2 separate regions of the Mus musculus genome follow, and region 2 is linked to region 1. The links are chromatin contacts, found by Hi-C or POLR2A ChIA-PET in ENCODE. All regions are on one chromosome and are shown on one strand. Each heading gives the region's core, a stretch centred on a gene start or an enhancer-like site at or near the end of the contact. The rest is flanking DNA. Distances are from core to core; before and after follow the strand shown.

Region 1 (6,415 bases), core at 1,903-4,402:
ACACCATGATCAAGACAACTCTTACAAGGACAACATTTAATTGGAGCTGGCTTACAGGTTCAGAGGTCCAGTCTATTATCATCAAGGCAGAAGCATGGCAGTGTCCAAGCAGGCGTGGAGCAGGAAAAGCTGAGAGTTCTGTATCCTTATCTGAAGACTGCTAGAAGACTGGCTTTCATGTGATTAGGAGGAGGGTCTCATTGCCCACCCCCACAGTGACACACCTACTCCAACAAAGCCACCCCTTCTAATAGTGCTACTCCCTGGGCCAAACATATTCAAACCACCATACACACATATCTAGAGGGGTTTAGAGTGTCACTGTTATCTGTTTTTTACAGCTGCATGATATTCCTGTAAAGGTATTAATCTCTCTTATAAGAAGTCTGTTTAAAATGTCCAGTCCTTTAATTATCAACAGTGTTGCTGCTGATGTTTGGTGGCAAGCATATATAAGAGTACTTCTGAAGTTACCAGCTCCACTTAGCAAATGAGGAAATGGAGTCTCAGAGAGATTCCTGAAAGTTCTCAGTAACACATAGCAAGCAAGCAGTCAGAATTAGGATAGCCACATAGAATAAAGTTGAGAAAAAGTAGAGGGCAGGGATTGGGGGCAATCAGAATAATGAGGAGACCTTCACCCAGCACAGTCTTATCTTGAAAAGAACTCTTATTTGCTGGCATGATGAGCTCTTTGTATGCCTGTTTAATGTGCCTTGGTCTATACTGGTCTGGAAACCCTGGTGTGGTCCAGATGAAGAGCCGTGTGGCCCTTTAATCTGCAGGGCTGAGCTCTGCATTGAGAAGGCTGTCTTCTGGGCATCATAAGCGATCATCTCTCAGGGTACTGCCTTCTTCCCTCCCTCAGAACAGATGAGACTCTCCCATACTTCCCTGGCAGGTGTCCCTCCCCCAGGGTAGGTTGACCCAGAGTCAAAGCCTCCTTAGTTGCTCCTGCTTTGCCTAGTTACATCCACACCCAACCAATCCACAGGCTAATCAGGGTGAGGCCACCCACAGAGCCATTTAACTGCCCAGGAGTGAGTGCAAGACCATGCCCTGGGCGCATGCAACAGGAAGGGAAAACAAGACCACAGCTGCACCGTGATGTCAGGGATGGGGCAGATGGGCATTCAAATAAAAATTAGAATTACCAGGCCCTAGGCAGACCAGCTGTTGCTGCACCGTGGCTGACAGACTTCCTGCAGAGTCTATACAGTCCCTCCAAAGAAAGTCCCTGAGACTTAGGCAGGAGTCTCACTTTTTCCCAAGGTCACTGATGAGCGCTCATAGGCTAAATCTTCCAGGGGAATTTACTACAGCAGTGGTTCTCAACCTTCCTAAAGCTGCGACCCTTTAGTACAGTTCCTCATGTTGTGGTGACCCCCAACCACAAAATTATTCTCATTGCTACTCTTGTAACTGTAATTTTGCTACTGTTATAAATCGTAATGTAAATATGTTTGGAGCTAGAGGTTTGTCAAAGGGCTCCCAACCCACAGGTGGAAGAGCCTCTGTGCTAAAGATTTAAATTGAGGTTAGAGGGAAAAGTGCAGGGGTCAGTTTGAAAAACCTAGTGTTGAAGCCCCACAGGTGGAGAGTGAGGGATCTCGTCTTTGTGTAGGAAAAGCTTTCCTCGGTCTACTTACCATCATCATGAGAACTAGGATGGGAATCACGTAGCCAGCCAGGGTCCTGAACAAGAGGACTGCCAGATGAGAGGTATCAGCTTTGACTCACTCCCTCTAAGACTTCAGACTCCAGGTAAAGAGAGCGACAAGAACTGAAGAGCTTAAGAGCTTAGTTTTCTCACACAGGAGGTGCTCTAGAGAGGCCTGAGGCTAGGCTGGGAGCCAGGGCACCACAGACGCAGACAGAGTCTGCCACCCCAGCTGCTACTCATCAGCATACTCGGTTAACCCTTCAGAGCCCAGGGATCATCACACCTACTGCAGCGAAGATGAAAGGAGATGCGAGTCACAGCATCCCCTACACGAATGTGTGCCCCCCTTTTCTCATTGACCTCTCTATGGGGTTTATAGTAAGTGCTACTTCTGTGCTTCTGATCTATTCCGTTCTTCTCTGCATGGGTGGTGGATGTACATGAAATTTCTTCTACGGCTCTAGAGAACATCTCCAGACTCTTCCAATCCACCCCCAACTTATGCTCACAAGCAGGCACCTAAAGGTCCTTGGCTTTGCCCAGCCACCTTATAAGGATAGGTTGTTATGCCCTATGAATGGGACCGGATAGCAATCTAAGAGGCTGAGGTCCCTTCAAAGTGGCCAGGCTTCTCTGGCTTCTGTCCAGCCTGGAATGCTTCGTTCTGACCCTGAACACTGTAGAGAACAGGGGCAGGTGCCAGGGAGACAAAAAAGGCCCTCAGGGACAGGACGGACAGCTGTCAAGATCCTAAGTGGGGCAGGGGCGGGAGGGGAGCAGTACGAGGACTTTAGATGAGGGGAGCAGGGGAGCCGACCAAAAACAGCACACTGGGCTCACCTCACCTCGAGAAGCTAATGACCCCGACAGCGGGCACTGAACATGTCATGGCGCTTCTCCTGTGTCCTTTATTTCAGAATCCAGGCTTCCAGCTTCCACTCAAAAGAGGGATTAGCCCAAGCCAGTGAACAAGTGGCCAACAGCTGCTCCCTCAACAAAGCGAGCCTGTTTCTGTGGCTGCAGATGCCAGTCCCTCTGTGTGAGAACACTTCCTCCCCGCCTGAGTCAAGTCCCTCTGCAGAGCTGCCTGCAGAAAAGGCCATTTAGCAGTGTGAGGAACAAGGGTCCGACAGCTCTCCTGTACCTCCCCCCAACACACACACACACACACACACACACACACACACACACACACACACACACACACCTATTCTTTGAGGTTGCTTCAGCTCAGGCATGGCAGCCCCTGAATCAGGTATGCAAGGCTATTTGCTCCTGATTGCTTCAGGGTTGGGTCCTCCCTGAGCCTGTCCCTCTCCTTCTTTTACCCAGGCCAAGGCCACAGGGAAAGCAAAAGAGCTGCTGAGTAATTGTCCACAGTCACCTCCCCAGGGATCATTCCCCCACCTCGCAGTAAGAGTTTCCCATGATCCACACAGACCGGACCGAGATGTGAACGTGATCATGATACACAAGCTCCCGGAAGCCTAGCATCCCAGCCCCTCACCCCAGTTCTCTGCCATCTCCTGGGAGACTCTGCCAATCGTCAATGATCCTTACACACTAGCTACAACTGGCCTAACAATACCCTCACTGGGAAAACCCCAACACATTCATTTTTAGAACATGCGGTGGAAAGCATTTCCTTTCGAATCCCAGCAAACCTACACATCACTATTGTGAGTTGGAAGTGACTCCATCCCCATTCATCCCTGAGCAGTTTACACTGGGGAGTGGGGGTACTCAGAGTATGAACATCCACCTGTGCTACCCCAGAGCCTACAAGCCAAAAGCATTGCTCGATTCCTGCCATTAGGTAAGGGCATGCTGTCAGTGCCTGATCAGATCTGATGCAAGGAGGTTGTTTTGGGTTTTTTTTTGTTTTTTTTTTTTTCCTCTGCCAACTCAAACATCCAGTTAATCTGTTTGCATTTGGGGTGGTGATTTGAGGAGCTAAGTGACAAGCAGATAGTCCTGGCATATCTACCTTGCATTTAACACAGTACCCTCTTAGGCGAGAAGCGTTGTTTACAAGCTAACAGAGGCTCTGTTTTTCTGCAAGCATTCACCCACCTCAGCTGACTAACTGCCAACTGATCCCAGATAATGTTAAGGGACTGAATATTAAGATAGCCTCACACCGGGGCCAGGGTTGCCAACGCTTAGAGCTATAATTTTTTAAGCACTTCCCCAATACCGAGTCCTGCTCCATGTGGTTTCAATAAATTACCCATAATCCTTGTGGCTACCCTGCCAGGAAATGTACTGACTGGGCCCCTTTTGCTAATAAGCAAAGCAAGACCTGGAGAGGCTCCTTCTCCAGGGTCCCAGACAACACCGGTGTCCAGGCCCCTGCCTCTGTGGATCAGAATCCTACGTGCTCTCCCACCAGTGACCTCTGGGAAGAGGCAGCCCCTGTTCATGCCCATGATGCTAGTATTAGTGCCTGCCGAATGGAGTCGGAGGGAGATAGCATTGAGGTCCACACACTGGGGACATGCCTTCCCACGGCAGATGAGGGAGATGGAGCCATATGTCCTTAGTCTGGGGACTGGGCTGTGGTTCAGCAACCCTAAAAGGAATGTTGTATCCTTGATGTGCCCTTGTGGAGGACAGACTGAAGGACTAGGGGAGACAGTATGAAGGGCAGGACTGACACAAATCAAACTGAGTGACTGCATCTGTAGACTCATTGCCAGGGAACAGCCTTCACACAACTGGCCAATCTAACCCCAGGTAGGTTCTGCAGTACATCTTTTCAACCATGGTTGTTTTCTATCAGGATTCAAGACTTCTGAGTGAGCAAAGGTCAGAAAAGTGTCCCCCATCTCTACTCTAGTCAGTGTACACTTGTTGGTCCCATCCCAGGACAGTTTAGTTCTAGTACTCCAAGTTCCTTCCAGTACCAGCTCCACCCACTTCATCCCCTAGAACCTCCTGTCCACAGCACAGTAGACTCTGGGATGTTGACTCTGGATTTAGAGTGCCAGGATTCTAAACTCCACTTCTGCCAGCCTCGCCCCATGTGACATTGGGGATATCATATAATCCATCTGTGCTTTCATTTCCTCTTGTGTTCTTGGTGATAACAGCAGCATTTACCTTATAATGGGCTGATTCCTAACCCCTAGTACCTCAGAAGTTGGAGACAGGATTTTAAAGAGGATGACGCTGAAGTTATGCAAGAAGGACATATCTGTCCATTAGGACAGCTGTCATTAGGAAAAGGGAAGAGACTCTAGGAGTTCCTTGGCTCTTCTGAGGACTTTCCACATAGCAAGCGTAGGCACCTACCAAATGAACATAAGTGGCTCCGTACTTCAAGCAGGAAAAATAGAATCCAGTGCTTGGAAGTCAAGAGCCATCCAGAAGGTGCTGTACAGAGTCACCGTTGAGTCTCTGGTCTGTCAAGATCTGAATCCCCTTCTTTCCCCATCAACTATCCCTGCACAGAGCCAGCCCCTGTAGGTGCTCATACGGCTGCTTTCAGTGCCTGAAGGAGAAGGACTAGGGACATGACGTGCTGAAGCCTGCAGTTCAGGGATGTATATTCCCAGTAGCAAGCAAAGAGCCATCACCAAGTCTAGGGACGATGCCTCATTGAAAACCAGCCGAGGAGGGCCTTGATCTTGAACGTTTAGCTCCAGAGTCATGAGACAATAAAGTTCTGTTGTCTTGGTCATGTGTGTGGAACTGACTTCCTCCTTCACATAGGTTCTGTGGGTAAATCTCAGGCTGCTGGGCTTGCAGAGCAATTGCCTTTATTTCCTGTGCCGTCTCACTAGACACGGTTCTCTCTCATAGTCATGCAAGAAGCAAATGAGTTCCGAAAAGAGGAAAGCACTAACTTGTTTTGACCGTCCTAGGAAACTAATGCCCCATCCCATAGGACTGTCACAGGGATCTGGCTAGACAGAGTCTCAGCTGCTCAACTAAGCCTCTGACTCCCAACTGTTTCTTTTCTTTCTTCCTGCTCATAAGTGCACAGCTGCCCACATTCACCCGGCAGATGCCAATGCTTATAAACCAAGGAGAGTCACTGTAAGAGCCAAGGAAGTTCACGAGATCCCAGGTTTTAGAGGTCTTGCCTCCACCCCTAAATTATACTAGCGTCTCAGCCGTACACAGTGCCTCCCCAAAGCATTTGTGGGTTCAACATTCTTTTAGTAAATATTTAGGGAGCTAAATAAGGAATGAGGAAGACACAGTCTCTTCTCTTGGGAGTTTAGTGTAGCAAAGAAGAGAAGGCATACTGATTGTATAATAGCATTGGCTTTCTGAGGGTTTCTTTTATTGTTATTTATTTCTGCAGCATCACAGGCACATCCGCCATGTGTTTGGAAGCCAAAGGACAACTTTGTGGAGGTGGCTTCCTCCTTCCACCTTTACATGGATTTGGGGGATAGAACTCAGCCTGCCAGGCTTGCACACCAGTCGCCTTTACATCCTCCGCTCTCTCACTGGTCATGGTTCATCTTTCACAGTCATGCAAGAAGCAAGCGAGTTACAAAAGGAGAAACCTAACTGCACTTAACACGCATTTGCACTCATGAGTGTAGCAGCACTCAGATACAAAAGTAGGCTCTACACCAAGTAACCATTAAAGGAAGGAATGGAGAGCCAGGCAGAGGGCCCTGTTACCCCACCCAAGGAGCAGAAGAGCACAGGTAGGGCAGTTTGTGAAGCTTTACAGAGGAAGTTGTTGGTAACCAGAAGTCCTATCACACCCCATCCTCAGAAGGAAGAAAAGGA
Region 2 (6,415 bases), core at 1,630-4,129, 35 kb before region 1:
ATTGGAGTCTTCAAGTTCTAGGCCACAAAGGCAGCACTTGGGCTATGCCCTGATAGGTCTTAACACTTTGGGGTCTTTATAGCACAACAAGTTCTGCCCGGCTGTCCCCGTTTCCCCGCGTTCCCAAGGCTGAGGGTTAGTGGATTCGGGACTTGGTCGTCCGGACTGCTAAAAAAAAAAAAAAAATCCTCTTACCTCTCCAGGCAGGTGTTGGGGAAGGTGGCTAGGGTGCGGCACATGGTTGCGGACGCAGGACAGCACGTCGTGGAGAGGATGGTGGCGGACCGGAGGGCGAAGAGGGAAAAGCGAGTAGCAAGTACCAGGCTGCGCAGAAGAGGTCTGGAGAGCGGCACGCGCCGGGCCGGTGGCTACTAAGGCTTTTATCCCCGTGGGGCGGGGCGGGGACGAACGTCGCCGACCAATAAGAGAGTGGGGCTGGGCGTTGGGAGGGAGGAGGCAGCGAGGGGAGTCTGAAGGGGTGGGGCACGACTGGTAGCCCCCAGGGCCTCATCTCAAGCGCACGGGGCTGTCCCCACCCCCAAGGTCGGAGACTTGGGGTGCCAGGAGAAGAGGAAGGCTTGAAGACCAGACATACGCCGAGAGAGAGAGAGAGAGAGAGAGAGAGAGAGAGAGAGAGAGAGAGAGAGAGAGAGAGAGAGACGCCGACCTCTAGTAAAAGCAGGAAAACAATTCAAAAGTGACAGGAGAGGTTTGGTAGGGGGTGGAGAGTTCACGGAGGACAGGCGCATGGGGTGCATTCCAAGAAAAAGTACATCACCACTATACTGCACTCTCTCTCAGGTCAGAACAGGTACCATCCCATGGTCTTCGAAGGTGACGGGAGCCAAGTGAGCTATTCGCCCCCACGGTCATTACCTCCACTTTGAGATGAAGGATCAGAAGATCAGAAAACTAGCGATTTGGCCAAGATCAGCAGGCATGGGCGGAAACATTTACTTAACACAATTATAGCAGAAATCTCTGCAACCGTGCTTAATTGCTCTAATGCTCTATAGTTATAGGGTAAGTCTTGGTGCCTCAATCCAGCTTTGAATTTACCATGTTGCTCCTGCTGGAAAGCAACAGTAACAACAGCTCTGTAACCGGTAAGTGATCCTGAGGCTAAGCAACTGCTTAGTTCCCCTCCTCATCCTGCCTTAAAGGTGCCATTGTCTTCCCGGCTGGCCCTCGGGAGCTCCCTTCGAGATTGCTACTAAGAAGCAGCAGGTAAGGTTAAGGGTAGATAGTTATGGAGTTTCAAATCATGTTTCTGCTGTATAATTATGAGAGACCTTAGAGACTCCATCTTTCCATTTCTTTGTGTCTGGGGTTTAGACATCACCATACTTATTTCATAAGGTGTGGTGGGGACTGAAGACCTTTTTGGAGAGCTGGACTTCCCCAGGGAGCATTCTGTAGGGGTAGCAGGCATGCTAGGGATAATTCTCAGAAACGAACTGAGAGAAGAGCAGAGCAGTTATGCTGCACACAGAGACCCCACCCCACGCCCAGAGGGTCTTCAAGGATGTTCTAGAGTTGTGTAGACCTTTGCAAGTGTCTACTTCTGGAGCTGAGCAGGCCTTAGCATTACCCATTTATTGGACTCTGCTGTGCTGAGATGCCTGACCTGGCTCCAGGTGATGTCTCTGTCAAGAGCAACTCCCAGAGCCTATAACAGAGACCATACCACACTGGTGGTGGCCAGGATAGGGGATCTGGGTGGCATGCCAAAGGACCCGCATCTATATACAAGGCGCTTGGAACAAGACTTGGCACACAATCAAACAGATTGGCAAACAGATAGACTGGAAATCTATGCTGTATGGAATTCTATGCAGTAAGGAAAACAATGTTTTGTCACTTTCAGGATACAGAATTCCATCTCCTAGGGGGCTTCTCCAGCAGTAAGGACTGCTCTATGCTCTGTGAAGTAAAAGGTCGGGAAAGGAAGATGGGAGGGAGTGGGAAGGAGGAAAGGAAAGGGAGGCGAGGAAGGAGGCTGGAGATGCAGCTCAGTGGTCTTGTCTAGAGAAAGGGCACTTGAGAATGTGCATGCACAGAGAGAGAAGGAGGAGGAGGAAGAGGAAGAAGAGGAAGAAGAAGAGATCAAAATGCCTGGATTATATAGAGAAGAGGCATTGGGGGAAGGGCAGCCCAGCCCCTGGGCTGAAAGTTCAGGGTTAGGGGCAGGGTATGCCAGGTGAGACTGAGGGATGCTGGGAGAACCTAGAGGCCAGGTCTGCTTTGATATGAAAAATTTGCACCTCAGTCCCTTGTGCCTGTCCAGTCCAGTCCGAAACCAAACATCTGGAACAATAGTTCAGGTAGACTCCCCTCACTGAGCCAGACCCTATGAAGGGTGACCCAGTTAGTCAACCTGATCCACTGTTCCCAAACTCCCACATTCTCAAGGCAGAACCAAGGCAGAGAGGACAGGGCACATTCCTGGACACACTTCTACCTCAGGTGCAGTGAACACCAAATCCACATGCCCGTCTTGCCAAGCTCAGCTCTTGAGAGCTTCCTACCTCACAGCCCGAGGGCTAGACTGGGGCTGAGCAGAGACGTGTGGGCACTCGGTGGGTGGATGCCTTGTTGGGCGGCTGTGTATCTCAAGTCTCCATCTACATGGAGCAGCCAGCCAGCCCACCAGAGGTGCTCAGCTGAGCTGAAGGTTTTCCTTTGCCTGGTGCTCCTCATACCCACAGACACACTTTTGTCACACAGCTGCCAGGCACAGATGTGGGTGTTATCCATGGCACAGCCGTTCTCCATGTGACACGGATGGATCATACCCGACGCTCTTGCCCATTTTGGAATCAACCCAGAGTCACGTGACAAGAATACTGCATTCTGCAGAGGATCCTCTCAAACCTCCCTGCCCATTCTGCATCCTTGTGGGGTCTTTAAGGAGGTTTGAAATTTCTATTTGGCAGGCAACAAAATAGCAGTGCCCAAGGTGTTTTTCATTAAATACATCCAGGCTGAAGCCAGGGCTGCCGCCAGATTCCTGGGCTAGTATGTTCTATTTGACAAAGCAAAGGAAGACAAAGGAATTGATACAACCGCAACCGCACTGACAGGCAGATCCAGAGAGCTCACAGCTCCCTGCTGAGGATGAAGAGCCCTCCTCTGAGTTCAACTTGCCTCCCAGTTGCCATGGTTACCTTTCTGGTTTCCAGACAGAAACTTTCTGAAGTTCACAATGTATCCAGACTTCTCTTCCCAGCAGGTCAGTTCCTATCTGTGATTTCAGAGATGTGATTGACTCCACAGTAGCTGTGAATCTAGCCCATTGAATATGCTGGTGAATTGCACTGGCTCTGACAAAACCTGACCTCATTTTTGCCCAGCAGGTCCAGCACAGCTGCCATCTCTTTAATGGAGGGTGTAGGGACAACAGCTTTGTGGCCTGGGTCATCTGGGATCAGCAATCTGGGCAAAGCTGGGGGTCAGGATTAAATATCCCATAGTGCCTCTCAGCCTTTCTGTCCTTCATCTCCTTCAGCCCCCATGGTACATCACATTACCCTTTCTGTGGTAGCAGAAGTCCAGACGGGAGCTTTGTCTAGTGTCAATGGTTTGGTGGTGAATGACTGTAATCCATTAACACACCACACACACCATACCACACACACACACACACATCCTGTGCTCTGGATCCTCCAAATTCAATCATCAGTCTCCCCACAAATAGTCATTTAAAATGTACTGTGTTCCCAAGTCCGTGGGGAAAGGCAGTAAAAGGCCATGCTGTCTTCTTAACATCACAAGGGGCTGTCCACCTGCCTTTTAGACTTGTTAGACTCCCCCTTACCATCGAGACCTTATAATTAGGAGCTAGGAAGATGGGTTGGTGGGTAAAGTGCCTGCTATACAAATATGAGACCTGAGTTTGGGTCCCCAGTGCCTACCTAAAAAGCCAGGTGGTGGCCACATGTCTATAATCCCAAGGCTGGCAAGGGAGGGGTGAGGGGGATATGCTGGCGTGCGATCGACAGAGCCGGGTAGATCCCTGTGCCAGTATAGCTTAAAACAAAACAAAACAAAACAAAACAACAACAACAACAAAAACACAGGTTCATGAAACACCCTATCTCAAAAATTAAGCTGAGGAGTGTCTAAAAACTAAGGTGGAGACTACAAAATCAGACACAGGCAGACAGGCAGACAGGTGCATGCGCGTGCGCACACACACAAAGAAAAAAGACATTATAATCAAACACTGGGGTTTGAGCTCTGAGCTAACTCCAGAGCCCACATTTCTGAGCATTCGCCACATCGGTTTTCTGTATGTGTTCTCCAGCTCACACTTGGCTCATGATGAGAAACCCTGGAGGAAATAGCAGGATGCTTCACTCATCCTTCCTGTCTCCTGTCTCCTCTCTCTCTCTCCCACCCCCCTCATTTGCTCGCTCCATTCCTTTCTCCCCACTCACATTTTCCACTTTCCAGTCCTTGCCCTTAGCTGTGGTGTCGTCACTGGCTCTGGACTTTTCTGCTTTTTTGCTTCCTGGTCCCTCGTGTCTCCAGTTCCTTTGTGTAGCCATGGAAAACCCCTTCCTCTGCTGAAGTCCCCCTGGTTAATCTTTGAGGTCTTCGGTCCCCTGCAGCACTTCCCAGCCCATGCTTCTCCATCTCCTTTTGCTCTCTAGAGACCCCGATTCCCACTTGGGAGGGAGGCCAGGGCTAGTGTCCTGTAGTCAGAGCTTCATGGATCCCAGAGTCATAGGGACAGGGAGCCATTGAGTCCTAAAGGCCCTTGTTCCTCCTTGACCTCCAGGGCCCTGGCCACGGCTAGAAGGAACCTGGCTCTCTGTGTTTATGCTTCCTGGATTCTGACATGTTGGTCTGAATCCTCATAAGCGTCAAGCATGCTGTTTATGTTTGGGCACACGTGGGTTTGTCTGTCAAGCTATGCTGTCTTCTTAACACCGCAAGGGACTGTCCACCTGCCTTAACCTCCTGAATTCCCCCTGACTACCAATGACCAGGTTTCCCTCTCTTCCCCAGGCTTCACCATTCCATGGTGCCTCGGTTTCCTAACATCTCCCCCCACCCCCATGCTTTCCTACCCCATGGAGTCTCAGTTCACATCAGCAAGCAAACACACCTGCCCACTGCCCTGACGTCATAGTGATGCATTCCCTGGAGACAATGTCAATGGGTAGCATCCATGAACCCACTTAACCCTAACATCGCCATTTCCAAGCTTCGAGAATTACCTAAGGGGCTTCTAAAGGTCTTCTTCTCCCTCTCTGTGGTTCCCCATCCCTTTCCTCAAGGTTGCCACCGATATTTCTTCACCGAGAGCACCTCTCTTCCGTCCACTACTACTCAGAAACAAGTTTCAGTTAAATCTACATTTCCCCCCACCCCTCCCCAGGCATTTTCCAAGGCCCTGAGAAATCATTTAGAATAAAACACTCCAGAAGAGGGGAAAACTGAGGCCTACCATTTTACAAGTGCCTGGAAGGCAGGAGTTAGATCTCTAGTTCTCTCTAAGACTGGGCACAGAGCTGCACAGTCCTGTAGGTTCTGGGTGAGACTGTGCTCCGTTTTCAGGCACCTGTCACCCTGGAATTGGAGTCAAGGAGGTGTTCTAACCATCACCCCACCGCACCCGTCTGTCACCCATCCACCAACAGGAACTTCCAGCAGGGTGTAGCAAACAGCCCCCAGCTGTGCTTGTGGCATAGTGGAGACCCAGGACAGATGAGGAGGGAGCACCGTTCAGATCTCAATGTCAGGATGGCAGGACTCAAAGATGCTCACAGAGGAGCTTTCCATGATTAGCTGTTTGTGTCCCAGCCCAGAGCAAATTGGACCATCACCCCTGGTTTGAAGGACACTCAGGTCCTCTTCTTGGTCTGAAGCTGCCTTTGTGATATAGGTGCTTGCTTAGGCAGAACTAAGATGACCCCAAGGATGCCTCAAACCCCAAATCTTAATGCCCTGCACAATATCCAACACAATACACGTATTCACTAAATATCAAATCTATGAATGAAACAAAGGGACAGCAACAAACTCAAAGAACACTAACACCCTTGGAGAGTCTCTGTCAGCCCTGCCTCCCAAGGGTCTTTGAGTTTCGAGCCCTTCTCTGCTGAATTTCCTTCTCTCCAGGCAAGTTTCTGGAAATGGGTCCCAGAAGGGTTAGATTATGCAGTGAAACTCAGTGCTAGGCATGCCCCTAACATGGACAGCCACTGTAGCTTTTGGAGTTTCATGAAACCCAGCAAAAGGAGCCAAATCAGGAAGAAGAGCAGATAGCAGGGCTGGAGCTAAAATCAAGACAAGAAGCACACCTGGAGCTTGTGCAAATTCTCCTTGTCCCTTTAGTGTAAAACTCTCAGAACATCTCACCTCTTTTGTGTCCCCTGGGGTAGTGGTGGGGGTGGGGGTGGGGGTG

The links. Hi-C counts contacts between places; a loop is a spot of excess contacts on that map. ChIA-PET counts read pairs that join two places held with the same protein, here RNA polymerase II (POLR2A).
Region 2: a map of v-Abl transformed pro-B cells shows a loop between it and region 1 (2.9-fold over the local background). The contact joins the promoter of C230024C17Rik here to the enhancer-like site in region 1. A Hi-C loop is called at or near these places in 5 of 37 maps with a recorded cell type or tissue (CH12.LX, T-helper 17 cell and v-Abl transformed pro-B cells). POLR2A ChIA-PET finds 5 or more read pairs at or near these places in 2 of 5 experiments (Patski and embryonic stem cell).

The regions. Positions count from the first base shown.
Region 1 is chr1:153,699,833-153,706,247 of GRCm38, reverse strand. No RefSeq gene overlaps it. Among named protein-coding and RNA genes, the nearest start is that of C230024C17Rik, 35 kb to the left of the region's middle. Within about 2 kb of position 3,152, at least 1 of the 3 ENCODE cell types and tissues checked has a DNase peak (open chromatin) inside an H3K27ac peak, as active enhancers do.
Region 2 is chr1:153,734,293-153,740,707 of GRCm38, reverse strand. It overlaps C230024C17Rik (RIKEN cDNA C230024C17 gene), which reads left to right and starts at 2,879. Exons shown (of 3, transcript NR_046171.1): 1 at 2,879-3,232. It overlaps Rgs16 (regulator of G-protein signaling 16), which reads right to left and starts at 355. Exons shown (of 5, transcript NM_011267.3): 1 at 196-355. The coding sequence starts at 239.